3 separate regions of the Homo sapiens genome follow, and all the other regions are linked to region 2. A link is an interaction called in ENCODE POLR2A ChIA-PET data of the cell type or tissue named here. Cell type or tissue: HepG2. All regions are shown on one strand. Region 1 has its middle 26 kb from the start of FGFR3. Region 2 has its middle 7.4 kb from the start of LETM1. Region 3 has its middle 8.1 kb from the start of FGFR3.

What was found. Peaks named below come from ENCODE experiments on the same cell type or tissue, not always from the same donor. Only the 100,000 strongest peaks of a DNase experiment are listed, where the experiment ranks them.
Region 1: POLR2A ChIA-PET joins it to region 2 with 8 read pairs; 6 of 35 experiments call an interaction of 5 or more read pairs at or near these places.
Region 3: POLR2A ChIA-PET joins it to region 2 with 5 read pairs; 3 of 35 experiments call an interaction of 5 or more read pairs at or near these places.

Annotation. Positions count from the first base shown.
Region 1 is chr4:1,765,776-1,768,275 of GRCh38, forward strand. No RefSeq gene overlaps it. Among named protein-coding and RNA genes, the nearest start is that of FGFR3, 26 kb to the right of the region's middle. RefSeq lists enhancers at 393-1,252, 2,331-2,500. In HepG2, CTCF peaks have their summits at 116, 1,727 and 2,233 (motif pointing left); DNase peaks (open chromatin) are centred at 1,056 and 2,096; H3K4me3 peaks cover 1,354 bases.
Region 2 is chr4:1,862,287-1,864,786 of GRCh38, forward strand. No RefSeq gene overlaps it. Among named protein-coding and RNA genes, the nearest start is that of LETM1, 7.4 kb to the left of the region's middle. In HepG2, no CTCF peak of the experiment used is centred here; DNase peaks (open chromatin) are centred at 1,145, 1,430, 1,819 and 2,174; H3K4me3 peaks cover 1,722 bases.
Region 3 is chr4:1,783,955-1,786,454 of GRCh38, forward strand. No RefSeq gene overlaps it. Among named protein-coding and RNA genes, the nearest start is that of FGFR3, 8.1 kb to the right of the region's middle. RefSeq lists a cis regulatory region at 934-2,308. In HepG2, no CTCF peak of the experiment used is centred here; DNase peaks (open chromatin) are centred at 602 and 1,377; H3K4me3 peaks cover 1,229 bases.

The sequences.
Region 1 (2,500 bases), 97 kb before region 2:
CCCTGGAGGGATACTCAGAGGGGTGAAGATGAGCAAGGCACCTGCATTCCAGCAACGGAGCAGGCACAGAGTGGGGAGAAGGGAGGAGGGAGGAGGGAGGAGGGCGTGGAGCACAGGGCACTAGTGCTGCAGCCTAGTGGGCACCAGGGAGCTTTGGTTCTGACCTGGAGGTCACAGGAGCCACTGCCGGTGTGGGGTGGGGCAGGATGTGGGGGATCCCCTGGCTGCCGTGGGCACAGGGGACAGGAGGCCACCCAGGACAGCAAGGTCCCTGTGGGGACTGGGGCTGGGGTCAAACGTGAGGAGGGTGTAATTTCAGGCCTTTGTAGGTGGCCTTGGGCCTAGGTGCAGGCTCACACCTTCCCAACCTCCTGCCCTGCCCTGGGGCCCCTCCCTGACATGGTGGGCAGAGCCCAGGCTGGCTGGGGTGCCAGGTCCCACCAGGGTATTAGGGGGCAGGGCCTGGGAGGCCAGTACCCCTGGAATCACTCAGCTCTGGGCCTGCCACCCAGGAGATGAAAGGCCCTGCCCCTCTCAGGGCCCACATGCCCTTTGAAGGCTGTGGGAATGCCCGCAGGGCAGGCGAGTGCCAGGCGTGAGGAGGCTGCTGGGGCCATGGCGGAGGCCCAGAGGATGGCCCAGGCCTGCAACGCCTCCTGCTGAGTCCCGGCAACCCTCCCAAGGCCACATTGTCATGCACTTCCCAGCTCTGAGGTGCCAGTCGAGGAGGGAGGGGAGGGGCAGGGACGTGCCCCCCCTTCTAGGCCTGGGACCCTGTCTTCCATCTGGACTGCCTGTAGAGGCAGGGGCCCTGTGGGCGGCTGCGAAAGCAGGGTTCACCCACCCAGTTCGGGCCTTAGTGACCCGCGCTCAGCCACAGCCACAGGGCCCTTCAGCAGGTCGCCCGAGGCCCCTCCCCCACCTCCTCTCCAGTCCAGGGTCCGAGGACGGGTCTCCGGCCATCCCCGCCTCAGGGGTCAGCACAGAAGCTCCAGCCAGAGCCTGGTCCCTGCCCTCTTCAGACCAGGGCTGTAGGGGGATGTCCTGCCACTGGCAGGGGTCGGCCGCCTGCCCTCACCCTCCTGGCTCCGGCGGGCGCGGCTGGAATGTTTGCCTTTGCTGTTTGCCGGGGGAAGGGGGGGTGGGGTGAGCGCGGCCCCCCGGGGAGCCCTGTCCCGTCCAGCTGGGTCCGCGAGGCCAGTCGGCCGTGGAGGGGACCCTCCGGCTCCGACGGGGAGTTCCAGGGCCGGCGGTGGCACAAAGGGTGCTTCCTGCCCGCGGTGGTCCCTCGTCTGCTCCGGCCCCTGCGGCCCCGACTGGGAGACCCAAGCCCAGAGGCGCGCCCGGCCCCACCGCCCCCTCCGCCCGCCCGCCTCCGGGGCTCCCCGCGCGGCTCGGAGATTATGCAAATCCCCGGCGGCTCCTTAATTAAATCCCTAACGAGGCGCTGGGGCCGGGCCAGGGGCGGCGCTGAAAGCCGGGGTCACGCTCCAGAGGGGCCCGGCCCGTCTGCGACCAGGGGGCCCCCGCGCCCCTCCCGGCCTGGGAACCACGGCGCAGCCTGAGGGGGCGGGTCTCCCCTCCTCCCTCCCTCCCCTCCTGCCCCTCCCTCCCCTCCTGCCCCTCCCTCCCCTCCTGCCCCTCCCTCCCCTCCTCCCCCTCCCTCTCCCTCCTTCCCCCCTCCGCTCTGCCCCGCTCGCCCGGCCGCTCCCGGCCTCGGTGTCCCCACCGGGAGGCGCGCGCGGACCCTCCGGGCGCCGAGGGCTGGGGTCCCGGGCGCGAGGCCGCCGGGTCGGGGGCGGGGCCGGCGGGGGCAGCGGCCCCCAGCGCCCCGCGCTCCCCTTTCAGCCGCCTGTTGTTGGGCCAACAGCTCGGGCCGCAGCCGCCTGAAAGGCCGGGATTAGCGAACATTAGCGGCCTTTGAGCGGCGCCCGGGGAGCCCCTTCCGCCCGCCACGCCCGCGCCGGCCGGAGCCCCCCGCCCCGCGCCCCGCGCCCCGCTCCCGACCCCGCTCCGCCAGCAGCGGCCCGGAGCTGCCCTTTGTGCAGAGCTGGGGCGGCCCGTACCGTCGTGCCCTTCGGAGAGACCCAAGGGTGTTCTCCAGGTGGGAGGGGTGGTGCCCCCGCTAGGTCACGGCCGCCGCCCCCACCCCGGCCCACCCCGCCTTCCACCCCCACCCCAGGCCCCGGCTTCCAGCCCTTCTTCGCAACCCCAGCACCGCCTCCTCCCGGCAGCCAGCGGGAGTTTCCTGAGCTCAGCCCCAGGTCGCTGGGTCCCTGCACGCCTCCCGTCCTCCTGGAAGCCCTGGCTCCAAGGTTCCATAGGCAGGTTAGCACCCCTTCCCCACCCCCCACCTGGCCTCATCCTTTTCTCTCAAAGTAGTTTCTGGGCTCTGGGGCCAGAGGGGAGGCTGCTCATGAGATGTCGCTGTTCCCAGACAGAGCTCCGGCCCTCTCACATATGCGGAGCGCTGTCTGAACGCCCGGCCCTATCCCGGGAC
Region 2 (2,500 bases):
CCCCAAAGACGTCGCTGCAGGCACAGGGTTTAGGAAGAACTTTTATTTTCTTCCTTCTGCTGCTGTGGGTTTTAATTTCCTGCCATTTTCATAATTAAAAAAAGAAGTGCTATTTTAGCACGAAACAATGTTTCTTTAGCCAAAGCCAGAGTGAGTGGGCAGCAATGGCCGCGCGCCCTGCTCTGGGTGGTCCCGACCCCGGGGAAGTCCCTGTGCAGAACGGGGGCTGCGGGGGCGGCAGGAGGAAGTGGGGGGCGCGGCACCCAGGCCTCGCTGTCTTCCCTTTCCCTTCGAGGGACCTCGCGCTGCAAAATCCGAAGAGCCCGGCTGGGGCGGGGTCGCGGGGTGCGCGGGAACCGGGGCCTGGGACGGGGCGGGGCCTAGCCAGGGCCTCCACGGAAGCGAGGCCAGGACTGGGGAGTGGGGGGTGGGGGGGTCGTGGCTGAGTGGGTGCCCTGAGGGCGGTCAAGGACCCCGCGGGCCTCTTCTCCTGCCTGGACACTGCGCTTGCCTGGCTATCACCAGTCCCAGCCCTGCCGCCCTGGGGAGAGGGAGAAGGCGTGCAGGTGAGCGCTACGGGCTGGGGCTGGCTCTGACCTGACACCAGGTCCCAACTGTAGTTGCTAAGGTCCTGCAACTAGTTAGAGAGGTGTTGTAGAGCCAGGTGCTCATGGTTGTAATCCCAGTGCTTTGGGAGGTGGAGGCAGGACGATTGCTAGAGCTTAGGAGTTTGAGATCAGTCTAGGCAACATAGCTAGACCCCCCCACCAAAAAAAAAAAAAAAAAACGAAATCGGTCGTGGTCTTATGGGCCTGTAGTCCCAGGTACTCAGGAAGCAGAGGCGGGAGGATCGCTTGAGCCTCGGAGGTCAAGGCTGCAGTGAGTCGTGATCGTGCCATTGCACTCCAGCGTGGGCGACAGAGCTGAGACCTTGTCTCAAAAGAGAGATTTTCGGGCCCTAACCTGGCATCTCTAAGTGCGAGCTCACTTGGAAATAGAGTCTTTGCCGATGTAACCAAGGTAAGATAAGGTTATTAGGAAGGGCCCTACTCCAATAGATCTGTGCTCCTCCTAAGAGAAAAGAGACTCAGGCGATGTGCAAGGCAGAGGCCACGTGACCACGGAGCCAGGGATCAGAGGTTGCCACCAAAGGTCTGAGGCAAGCACCGGAAGCTGAGGAGATACCAGGGAGGACCCTCCCCAAAGCCTCCCACCCTGCTGGCACCTTGTTTTCAGGCTCCTAGGCTCCAGAACGATGAGGGTAACTTTCTGGCATTTTGTGGTCCTAAGAAACTGGTAGGAGCGGGAACCTGGCCTGGGAGCCCCCCAGTCCAGTCCAGAGGTAGTGTTCATGGGGCTATGGGGGAGGAAGGAGGGCTCTAGAGGAAGTTGTCCCTCAGCTGAGAGCTCGCACAGCGAGAGGGGTAAAGTTCAGATTGGTGCTTGCCAAAGGTGGGTGTCTGACTGTCCAAGGGGTGACACCAGTGCGGGTCACCTCTGAGGCCTGGGGCTCTGCTTGCTTGGGTGGCCTCTCCAGGAAGCATCTTTGTGGGGAGATGGATTTCCAGTTGCCCCCACGACTGAAGCCTGGTCCTGATATGTGGTTTATTCTTGGAGGTGACCACTGGGACTCAGCCAGGACACAGGGAGGGAAGTGGGGCTCCTCAGCTGGATTTCAGCCCCCATGTCCATCACCCCTACCCGATGGGGACCCCAACTCAGTGGAAGCTCTGCTCACATGGCCCTAAGAGGCCTTGCAGTGCTGCCCTTGGGCTTCCAGTGGCTGCAGCTGTCACTCCCATGGGCCATCCCAGGGAACCAATGTGGCCTTTGGGCTGAGTGGGAGCTGGGACAGAGCCAGAACTTGGGAAAGGTGAGGTTCCAACCCGGAGACCAGAGTGGTTAGGCTGGGAAAGGGTTGTTGGGAGGGCCTCAGGGGAGGCCCTTCTGGCCCTAGCTGCGGCTCTGCTTCAGCTCTGGACCTGCTGGGCCCTGAGTTGAGGGGATGGGGCCTCCTTCCCTCCCCTCCTTGGAGGCAGGAGCCACCTGGGGCCTGGGAGGCGGGGCAGCTTGAGGCTGCTGGTTTCCACTTGGAAGCCCTCTTTATCTGGCCTGGGACGGAGAAAGGCTGGGGTCAGAGTGCACACATCTCCATGGAAACGGCAATGAGCCTGGCCCCTGGGGGACCCCAGCCCTGTGGGGGTTGGGGAGGCCAAGCCAGGGCTCAGGGGCTCCTTTGGCAGCAGCCTTTATAGGGAGGTCAGGGCCAGGAGGTACCAGACATGCAGCCATGAAGAGCCACATGGAAGGGAGAGAGGACTCTCCCTCCTAGGGCTGTAGGCCCTGAGTAGGCGGTGACTATACGGCTGACAGCCAGATACAGAGCTTTTCGTTAGAGAAAAGAGGAGAGTCATAAAGAGATTAAAGAGCCAGGCTCTGCCTGGCTGCTACTGTCCCTGACCACCTGCTCAGGGTCACTCTGGTCCCACCCAGGACCCAG
Region 3 (2,500 bases), 78 kb before region 2:
CCAGGTTAGAGGCTGGGCAGGGGTATGGGGCCCAGGGCTTCAGTCCTGAGGTGCCCGTGACAGTGTCCTGCAGTTCCTGCACCGCCAGGAGGATGAGCCTCGAGGGCTAATGAGCCCCACACGGCCGGGCCAGCCTCAAGGCCAAGGCACAGCTCTTGCGGAACCCTGGCAGCTTCTCTGAGGCAGCCATGCGGAAGATGGGGGTGTGTCCTGGTGCAGCAAGCTGGGGGTTGCTTGGGAGGCAGGACGAGCTTGACCCAAGGGAGGGTGCTTGATGGGCAGTCCTGAGGTGCTCAGCCAGGAAGCGACTATGATTGATTTGCTGTGCACCCAGGGCAGGGGCTGTCCTCCCGAAGCTGAGCTTCTTCACCTGTCTTCTGACTCACTTATCTCCCCGAGCCCCGGAGATACAAGGATCACAGGCAGGGGCCTTCTCCTGAGCTGGCCAGAGCTGGGCAGGACACTTGGGGCACGCAGCTTTTGTGGGCTAGCCTGGAAACTCGGCTATCCTGGACACCACACTGGCAACAGGTTGTCTGGAGCCAGGTCGGGGCATGTGGGGCCTGAGCCAAGGCTGTCAGCTGAAGCCTCTGACATTACTTGTGTCCCTAGGACAATCACACGTGAGAGCACATGCACACGTGACCATGTGAGCACACAGGCACGGGTTCGGGCCCCAGGCTGTGCTGCCACCTGAAGCCCCTGCCCTGGCTGTGGATGCCCATTTGGCTGGGCACAGCAAGGCGGCGGCCTTGGCACAGGGAGCCTGCCCAGCCTTGCTCTGACCCAGTTTTCCATGCCCAGGCAGGCGGGTGGCACTGGTGTAGTGGCTCCCAGAGCTTCTCTTTGGCAACACCAATCCCCTGGGCCCAAAGCAGCTCCACAGGGGCACCTGGATGGCTCCATGTGCCCTGGGCATGTCCTCTGAGAGGGTGGGTGCCCCCCTGGGATGTGGCCACCCAGCCCCAGCGGTTTCACACCCTAGAACCAGTGCCTTCTGCCTGTGGTCCCTAGGCACACAGCTGCCGCTGCCTGAATGCGCTCTGCCTGCCCTGCCTTCTGCCTCCAGATGAACGGACCTGTCATCCAGGGAGCGATCCCTGTGGCCCTCCACTCTAGACCTGCAGGCTGCTTCCTTGCCCACTCCTGGGGGTCAGTCATGGCCTGGCTGTAGACCAGATCCTTGAGGGGTGAATCTGGGGATAAGCCTCAGAGCCACAGGGCCTGGGCAGGCCTCAGAAGGCATCCCAGAGAAGGGAGGGTGGAAGGTCCCCATGGGCAGGGAGGCGCAGGGAGCAAAGGCTGCTGGGAGCAGGGAGGGGAGCTGGGCGGGCGGAAGGGCGGCCGTGGGAAGCCAGCCCTGGCCTGGCTGGCCTGATAAGCTGCCCCTTTGATCCACACTGAGGCAACACAGACCCCCATCCTGAGATAACCCCGGGCCTGGGACCCAAGGCTCTGGTCAACCCGCCCTCCCGAGTGTGCGCTGCCCTGCCCCTCCGGCCCTGACAGTGACCGGTCCTTGCTCAGCTGCAAGCTGGGTGGGTGCAGTCTGAGCCCAGGCCTGGCGGGCACTCCATGTGCCCCCACCCCAGGACCTGCTGGTCCTCACCCTGCCTTCAAAGCCTCCCCAGCCCCAGCCTCTGTGTCCAGCTCTCTGTCCCCTTTGGTTGGGAAGGGGCACCTCCCCCGCCCCCCAGTTCCCATCCCCTTCACTGTGCCCCTGGGAGGCCCCTGAGGCCCTCACTCCCCAGCTGGGGCTCAGCAGGTTTGAGGCCCTTTGGGCAGCCCTGTCTGACCAGGGCTATAGTGTGGCACAGGTGTGGGCACAGGTGTGGCATAGGCGTGGGCACCAGCTATGTGTGGCTTGGGTGCACACTGCGTAGGCACCTTCTCCCGGGCGCCTGCCTCTGCCTGGCGCCGGTCAGCACCCCCATGCCCTCGGTCCCTCCCCTGCCCAGGTCAGTGGACAATGAAGCTGTCAGCAGACTGGGGCCGGGGGAGGCAGGCAGGCGTGGCGGGGAAGGGAGGCCTCAGGAGGCGAAGATGTCTCTATTAGGGGCTGCAGACCTTGCTTCCACTGTCCTGCCCAGCCCTGGGGACTCCGAGAGCTGGAGGCAGAGGTGGCCCCAAGCTTGGGGCAGAAAGGGTCGTCTTGTCCATCAGGGCCCCAGTCAGCCTTGGGACTGGGTCCCTGGAAAGGCAGGCCCATAGATGGAGGAGCCCAGAGCGTGGGGCTGGCCACAGGTGGTCAGGGAGGGTGGAAGCGTGGCTGGGAGCTGCACAGGGATGAGGTGTCGACGGCGCTGACATCCCAGCCCTGCCAGCCTCCTAAGGCACCCACGGCCCACATCTCCCTGCTGAGCGGAAGCACTGGGGGACGCTCTACCCAGTGCCTCAGCAGACCCTCAGCCAACGGCTGTTAGAATATACCTCGTGTGAGGTGCGTCACGATACCCAGCTGTAAAATGGGGCAACCCTGTGGCTTCAACAGACTCCCCTT